Linked DNA regions of Homo sapiens: region 1 is linked to region 2. The links are chromatin contacts, found by Hi-C or POLR2A ChIA-PET in ENCODE. All regions are on one chromosome and are shown on one strand. The core of a region is the stretch at or near the end of the contact, and the rest is flanking DNA. Distances in the headings are between cores, read along the strand shown.

What was found. A loop is a pair of places that touch in the nucleus more often than their neighbours do. ChIA-PET counts read pairs that join two places held with the same protein, here RNA polymerase II (POLR2A).
Region 1: POLR2A ChIA-PET joins it to region 2 with 19 read pairs in activated CD8-positive, alpha-beta memory T cell. The contact joins the enhancer-like site here to the promoter of PRR14L in region 2. A Hi-C loop is called at or near these places in 1 of 37 single-sample maps with no recorded cell type. POLR2A ChIA-PET finds 5 or more read pairs at or near these places in 3 of 52 experiments (MCF 10A, WTC11 and activated CD8-positive, alpha-beta memory T cell).

The regions. Positions count from the first base shown.
Region 1 is chr22:31,416,816-31,420,391 of GRCh38, forward strand. It overlaps DRG1 (developmentally regulated GTP binding protein 1), which reads left to right. Exons shown (of 9, transcript NM_004147.4): 5 at 3,441-3,576. Among named protein-coding and RNA genes, the nearest start is that of DRG1, 19 kb to the left of the region's middle. Within about 2 kb of position 2,141, at least 2 of the 41 ENCODE cell types and tissues checked have a DNase peak (open chromatin) inside an H3K27ac peak, as active enhancers do.
Region 2 is chr22:31,748,546-31,752,618 of GRCh38, forward strand. It overlaps PRR14L (proline rich 14 like), which reads right to left and starts at 1,587. Exons shown (of 9, transcript NM_173566.3): 1 at 1,448-1,587. RefSeq lists enhancers at 597-1,229, 1,469-2,028, 1,518-1,812.

The DNA.
Region 1 (3,576 bases), core at 891-3,390, 330 kb before region 2:
TCGCTTGAATCCAGGCGGCAGAGGTTGTAGTGAGCGGAAATTGCACCATTGCACTCCACCCTGGTGACAGCAAGATTCTGTCTCAAAAAAAAAAAAAAAAATAGCTGGATGTGGTGGTATGCTTCTGTAGTCCCAGCTGTTCGGGAGGCTGAGGTAGGAGGTTCTCTTGAGCCCAGGAGGTCAATCTGCAGTGAGCCATGATCATGCCACTGCACTGCAGCCTGGGCAGCACACAGACACCCTGTCTCAAAAAAAAAAATAATAATAATAATAAGGCCGGGCATGGTGGCTCACACCTGTAATTCCAGCACTTTGGGAGGCCGAGGCGGGTGGATCACCAGGTCAGGAGATCGAGACCAACCTGGCCAAGGTGGTGAAACCCCGTCTCTGCTAAAAATACAAAAATTAGCTGGGTGTGGTGGTGCGCGCCTGTAGTCCCAAGCTGCTCGGGAGGCTGAGGCAGGAGAATCGCTTAAACCTGGGAGGCAGAGGTTGCAGTGAGCCGAGATTGCACCACTGCACTCCAGCCTGGCGACAGAGCAAGACTCTGTGTCAAAAAATAATAATAATAAAAATAAAATCATGGCTGCTTGGTGGCTCATGCCTGTAATTGCAGCACTCTGGGAGGCTGAGGGGGGTGGATCACTTGAGATCAGGAGTTTGAGACCAGTCTGGCTATCATGGTGAAACCCTGTCTGTACTAAAAATACAAAAAGTAGCTGGGCATGGTGATGCATGCCTGTAGTCCCAGCTACTTGGGAGGCTGAGGCAGGAGAATAGCTTGAACCCAGGAGGCGGAGGTTGCAGTGAGCCGAGATCACGCCATTGCACTCCAGCCTGCATGACAGAGCAAGACTCCATCTCAAAAAAATAAAATAAATAAAATAAAATCAGGCTGGGCATGGTGGTACATGCATGTAATCCCAGCACTTTAGGAGGCTGAGGCGAGCGGATCACCTGAGGTTGAAAGTTTGAGACCAGCCTGACTAACATGGAGAAACCCTGTCTCTATTAAAAATGCAAAATTAGCTAGGAGTGGTGGTCCATGCCTGTAATCCCAGCTACTTGGGAGGCTGAGTCAGGAGAATTGCTTGAACCCAGGAGGCAGAGGTTGTGAGCTGAGGTCGCACCAATGCACTCCAGCCTGGGCAACAAGAGTGAAACTCCATCTCAAAAAAAAAAAAAAAGTCTACCACTGAGGCTGGGCATGGTGGCTCACGCCTGTAATCCCAACACTTTGGGAGGCCGAGGTGGGCAGATCATGAGGTCAGGAGTTCAAGACCAGCCTGAACAACATGGTGAAATGCTGTCTCTACTGCATCTCAAAAAAAGAATGAGGGGTCAGGGTCAGGTGCAATGGCTCATACCTGTAATCCCAGCACTTTGGGAGGCTGAGGCAGGAGGATCACTTGAGGCCAGGAGTTCGAGACCAACCTGGGCAACATTGCAAGACCCTGTCTCTACAAAAATAAAAATTAAAAAAAAGAAAAAAATAGCCATGTGACATGGCACACATGTGTAGTCCCGGATATTCAAGGAGACTGAGGCAGGATGATCAGTTGAGCCCAGGAGGTGGAGGTTATAATGAGCTATGATCATGCGACTGCACTCCAGCCTGAGTGACAAAGCGAGACCCTGTCTCTTCAAAAAAGAGAATTTTAAAAAATGAGGAACTAGAAAGTTGATGGAAGCAGAATATTTTTTTTTTTCTGAGATGGCGCTCTGTTGCCCAGGCTGGCTGGAGTGCAGTGGCATGATCTCGGCTCACTGCAACCTCTGCCTCCCTGGTTCAAGTGATTCTCGTGCCTCAGCCTCCTGAGTAGCTGGGATTACAGGTGTCCACTACCATGGCCAGCTAATTATTTATTTATTTATTTATTTTTGTAGATGGATTCTCGCTCTGTTGCCCAGGCTGGAGTGCAGTGGCGCAATCTCAGCTCACTGCAATCTCTGCCTCCCGGGTTTAAGAGATTCTCCTGCCTCAGCCTCCCAAGTAGCTGGGACTACAGGCATGTGCCACCACATCCGGCTAATTTTTTGAATTTTTAGTAGAGATGGGGTTTTACCATGTTGGCCGGGATGGTCTCAATCAGCTCACCTTGTGATCCTCCTGCCTCAGCGTCCCGAACTGCTGGGATTACAGGCGTGAGCCACTGCGCCGGCCAGTTTTTCTATTTTTAGCAGAGACAGGGTTTCACCATGTTGACCAGGCTGGTCTCAAGCTCCTGACCTCAGGTGATCTTCTCGCTTCAGCCTCCCAAAGTGCTGGGATTATAGGTATGAGCTCCCGTGCCCAGCTGGAAGCAGGATTTTTGACAAATGAATTTTAATATAGAAAAAGGCCAGATACTGTGACTCATGCCTGCAGTCTCGGCAGTTTGGGAGACCAAGGCAGGAGGATTGCTTGAGGCCAGGAGTTAAAGGCTACAGTGAGCTATGATCATGCCACTGCACTCCAGTCTAGGCAATAGAGCGAGACTCTGTCTCTGTCAATATAAATATATATTAATAAAAATAAGATATGCAGGCACAAAAGACTACTTTTTTTTTTTTTTATACAGATTGAATCTTACTTTGTTGCACAGGCTGGTCTCAAACTCCTGGCTCCAAGCAATCCTTCTGCCTCAACCTCCCAAAGTGCTAGGATTACAGGCATGAGCCACTGTGCTAGGCCAAAATAATATATTTTATATGATTCCATTTATATGAAATTCTAAAACGTGCAAACTATGGTGGCAGAAAGCAGATCAGTGGTTGGCTGGCAATAGTGGGGAAGATTGAAAGGAGGCACAAAGGAATGCTGTAGGTGATGGAAATATTCCATGTCTTGATTGGTTTGGTGGTTACACAGGTATATACATTTGTTATTGAACTGTGTGCTTTAACATGGATACAATTAAAAAAAAATTGTACCTCAATAAATTTGGTTAAAAATTTGCTAACCAAGGGTGGGCGCAGTGGCTCATGCCTGTAATCCTAGCACTTTGGGAGGCTGAGGTGGGCGGATTGCCTGAGCTCAGGAGTTCGAGACCAGCCCAGGCAACATGGTGAGGAAACCTCGTCTCTACTAAAATACAATTAGCCAGGCATGGTGGCATGTGCCTGTAGTCCCAGCTACTGGGGTGGCTGAGGGAGGAGAATCGCTTGAACCCGGGAGGCAGAGGTTGCAGTAAGCCAAGATTGTGCCACTGCACTCCAGCCTGGGCAACAGAAAATGTGTCAACTCTTGGGCAAATAGGTGCTGATTTCATGGCATACAAAGCAAATTGACTTCTGGTATAAATCTTCTGTAGCTATAAGAACTTCACGTATGCATGTATGTATTACAGAAAAATCCTTTGACACTTAAATGTAGGGGGAAAAAACACCTCTACTTGAGTATTTGGGTTAGTTAAGGCTTTATTGAACTTTCTTGCGTATGTTTTTTTCTTACTCTTCAGTGGCCCGAACCTGTAACTTGATCTTGATTGTTCTGGATGTCCTGAAACCTTTGGGACATAAGAAGATAATTGAAAATGAGCTGGAAGGCTTTGGCATTCGCTTGAACAGCAAACCCCCCAACATTGGCTTTAAGAA
Region 2 (4,073 bases), core at 337-2,836:
CATTTTCCATATACAAGAGGGAAGAGATCTCTCCTCAAAGGTATAGAGTCTTCATTTTCTTGGGAGAGCAAAAGACAGGAAGAATATGGAATCGCCCACTTGGGGGGGTGGGAAGGATGTGCAGATGGAAGATTTTTTGTCACTACAGTAAGTCAGGGAAGTGGGAGAGGGCATCTCTAACCAGTCAGGAAGAAGTGATACCTTCTGTGGACAAAGGAAGTGCTGGCGTCTGGCATCAGGTCTCACTTTCTCTTAAGAGCACAGACCTGTTTCCAAAAGCTAAGTCTTTTTTTTACTGATTATTTTCAGTGAGGCCCTCTTTGTTAATTTGGGAAAGTATTGAACAGCAGGATCTAAGGGGACTGGAAGTGTCTCTTTCTCTAACCCCTAAGTGGGAGGGAGTCTTCCACTCCAGTGAGAAAGGATGGTTGAACACTTGTGATGGAGGCTGCGAGGGGCATGCATGGAAAAATATGCTTCTCTGTGCAAGATATTAGTTTTCTTTTTTAACAGATTAAGTAATAGTAATAGCAACAGCTTACCAAAAGCTTACTATATAACTAGTATTTACACAAATGCTCCCTTAGCCCGCATGACAATTCTAAGAAAACAGAACCCAAATTGGAGATGGACTGAGATTCAGACAAGTTAAACAAATAGTCAAGGTCACAAAGACGTTAAGTGAGAGACCCAGGTTTGCAACGATTACACTCCAAAAGCCATGCTCTTAATAATGCAAGGGAAAGGAGCTCACTGCACACCAAGAGGCTTAAAGGGAAGAAGAGAAGCGAGGGTCTCTCTGTGGACATCACGAGGGGAGAGGGAGAAAGGTTGATTTCTGATACCATAAAGTAAAATTTCAAGGTCTTCCTCTCCGTATCTTGGGGTACAGGCGAAAAATAAAGGAGGAAGGTAAGTCTCTTTCTTACTGGGAAGAAAGATCCCCTCTGTCACTTTCAGGCAAGTTGGGTCTCACTCTTCACCTGGGTGACGCTGACCAAAGTTGGGGGAAAGGTCTCATTTAGGGGTTATCTTTTACTCCTCCTCAGGATAAGTTCAGAATCCCCCTCGAACCCTGGGAGTGGGTCTCCCTCTGCTGACCAACGGATGAGCGCTAAGAAAGAGCGTACGCCTCCGATAAGGGGCGTCGTCCTCTCCGAGGAGATAAGTTGGGGGATCCCTGTTGTATCGAGGTTGAAGAGGAGTCTCTCTCCCGCGTCGGAGCCATGACTCGGAGAAGCCGCTTTTCTCTAGCGACGCGGGGCCTGGTCTCCTCCCTCTCCCTGGGTCGTTCCGCCGCCCACAGGGCAGCCTTGGTTCCTTTCCGCGCCCCGAGAGGGCGGGGGGCCTGGACTCCCCTTTAGCAGCACCACCCGGCGGAGGGTCCCTTTAGGGCGGAGTGGGGCGGGGCGGCTACGCCCGAAGCCTTCCAGTCCCGGCCTCTTACCCTGAGACCTCCTCCGCGGCCCGCGCTTGCCCAGCCAGCTCAGCCCCTGCAGCTGCAGCCCCGTCGTCGCCAGGTCTACCTGAGCCTACGGAGCCGACAGAGGCCGGGGGCGCTCCGGCCGCCGCCACCTCTTCGTCTCTATGGTCCCCCTGCACTTCCTCATCCGGGGCCCGAGCCAGCCATGCGGACTCGCCCAAATCCCGCCCCCGCACCGCGCGCGCGCACTCCAAGGGAAGGCTCTTCCTGATTCTGACCTCCCGCCCTCTGCTAGCCCCAGCCTCCCTCAACCCCGCCCCTGCGGCTCAAACTCTTAAAGGGAAACACAACTTTTGGTTCTGCTCCTGCTGAGCCACAGGACCCAGTGCCGGCCTTCGCTGCTGTCACCCTGTTCCAGTCCACCGTTTTTCTAGTCTGGACGGCTACAATTCTAAGGGCCTGCCTGCTTCCACTCTGGCAGCCCGAGAGATCTTATTCTACTGGAAAGAGTGTTTTGGGTCATGACACTCCTCTGCTTCTTCTAATCACACTGACCACTAAATAAATGGCACCTCTGCCTCCAGTTGGTTACAGAACCTTGTTTTATTTTCTTCATAGCTTTAACACTAGCTGAAATTTCTATGTCTCATCTCTTTATTGACTTGTTTATCATTTATCTTCCTCCACCTTGTCTGTTTTGTTCATCACTTAATGCTCAGCACCAAGAGCAGTGTCCGGCACAAAACTAGACGCTCAATGGACATTTGAAGGAAGGAAGAAATGTTTATCCAGTGGAAGAATTGAGGTCCAGATAATGAAATCGACTTGCCCCAAATAATACGGCTTTGTGTTAAAAAATAGAAATCGACCAGGCGCGGTGTCTCACGCCTGTAATCCAGCACTTTGGGAGGCGAAAGCGGGAGAAGCACTTCAGCCCAGAAGTTTGAGACCAGCCTGGGCAACATAGTGAGACATCGTTTCTGCCAAAAAACAAACAGCTGGGTCTGGTGATGTGTGCCTGTAATCCCAGCTACTCTGGAGGCTGAGGCAGGAAGATCACTTGAGGCTGGAAGGTTGAGGCTGCAGTGAGCAGTGATAGTGCCACTGCACTCCAGCCTGGATGACACAGCAAGACTCTTTCTCAAAACAAAACAAAAATTGCTCAGGTGTTGATGCACCTGTGCTCCTAGCTACTGGGGAGCCTGAAGCAGGAGGATCGTTTGAGCCCAGGAGTTTGAAGCTGCATTGAGCTATGATGGTGCCCCCACTGCACTCCAGCCTGGGCAACAAAACAAGACACTGTCTCAAAAAAAAAAAAAAAAAAAAAAATTGAATGCTTCAAAGTTTCGTTTCTTTCTTTCTTTTTTTTTTTTTTGAGACGGGGCCACGTTCTGACACCAGGCTGGAGTGCAGTGGTAGGATCTCGGCTCACTGCAACCTCTGCCTCCCAGGTTCAAGAGATTCTCCAGCCTCAGCCTCCTGAGTAGCTGGGATTACAGGCGCATGCTACCATGCCCAGCTAATTTTTGTATTTTTAGTAGAGACAGGGTTTCACCATGTTGGCCAGGCTGGTCTTGAACTCCTGACCTCGAGTGATCCGCCTGCCTCGGCCTCCCAAAGTGCTGGGATTACAGGCGTGAGCCACCACTCCTGGCCTTCAGAGTTTCTTTATGAGAGTTGCCAAATTAAAAAGTTAAAATATTTGCCTTTTGGCCGGGCGTGGTGGCTGAAGCCTATAATCCCAGCACTTTGGGAGGCCAAGGCGGGCGGATCACGAGGTCAGGAGATCAAGACCATCCTGGCTAATACGGTGAAACCCCCTCTCTACTAAAAATTATAAACAATTAGCCAGGCGTGGTGGCGGGCACCTGTAGTCCCAGCTACTCGGGAGGCTGAGGCGGGAGAATGGCATGAACCCGGGAGGCAGAGGTTGCAGTGAGCCGAGATCGGGCCACTGCACTCCAGCCTGGGCGACAGAGGGAGACTCCGTCTCAAAAAAAAAAAAAAATTTGCCTTTTTAAGATGTCCCATTATGGACATCTCTCAGGAGAAGGAATCAAATTCCCTTGAGGGCTAAGAAGAGAGAATCCTATTAGCTTCCCCAGGGATGGAAGAATGTCCCATCAACCACCATTGCTAAAGACAAAAACTATCTTGGGGGATCTAGGTGTATCTCCTGAAGTGGCAACATAGAAACATTTTTTAACATAACATTGTTATTCTTAAAAAATTTTGTAACTGTTGCAATCCACTGTATCACATATGTTTTATTACAAGATAAACAATTTCAGCCAGGAGTGGTGGCTTGGCCTGTAGTCCCAGTCCCTTGGGAGGCTGAGGCAGAAGAATCACTTGAGCCCAGAAAATTGAGGTTGCAGTGAGCTATGATAGAACCACTGCACTGCAGCCTTGGCAACAGAGCTAGACCTGGTCTTGGGGGAAAAAAAAGGCCCGGCTACAGTGATTGGTGCCTGTAATCCCAGAACTTTGGGAGGCCAAGGCGGACGGATTACTTGAGCTCTGGAGTTTGAGACCAGCCTGGGCCACATGGCAAAACCCCGTCTCTACAAAAAATACAAAAATTAGCTGAGCATGCACCTGTAATCCCAGCTACTAGGAGGCTGAGGTGGGAGGATCGCATGAGCCAGGC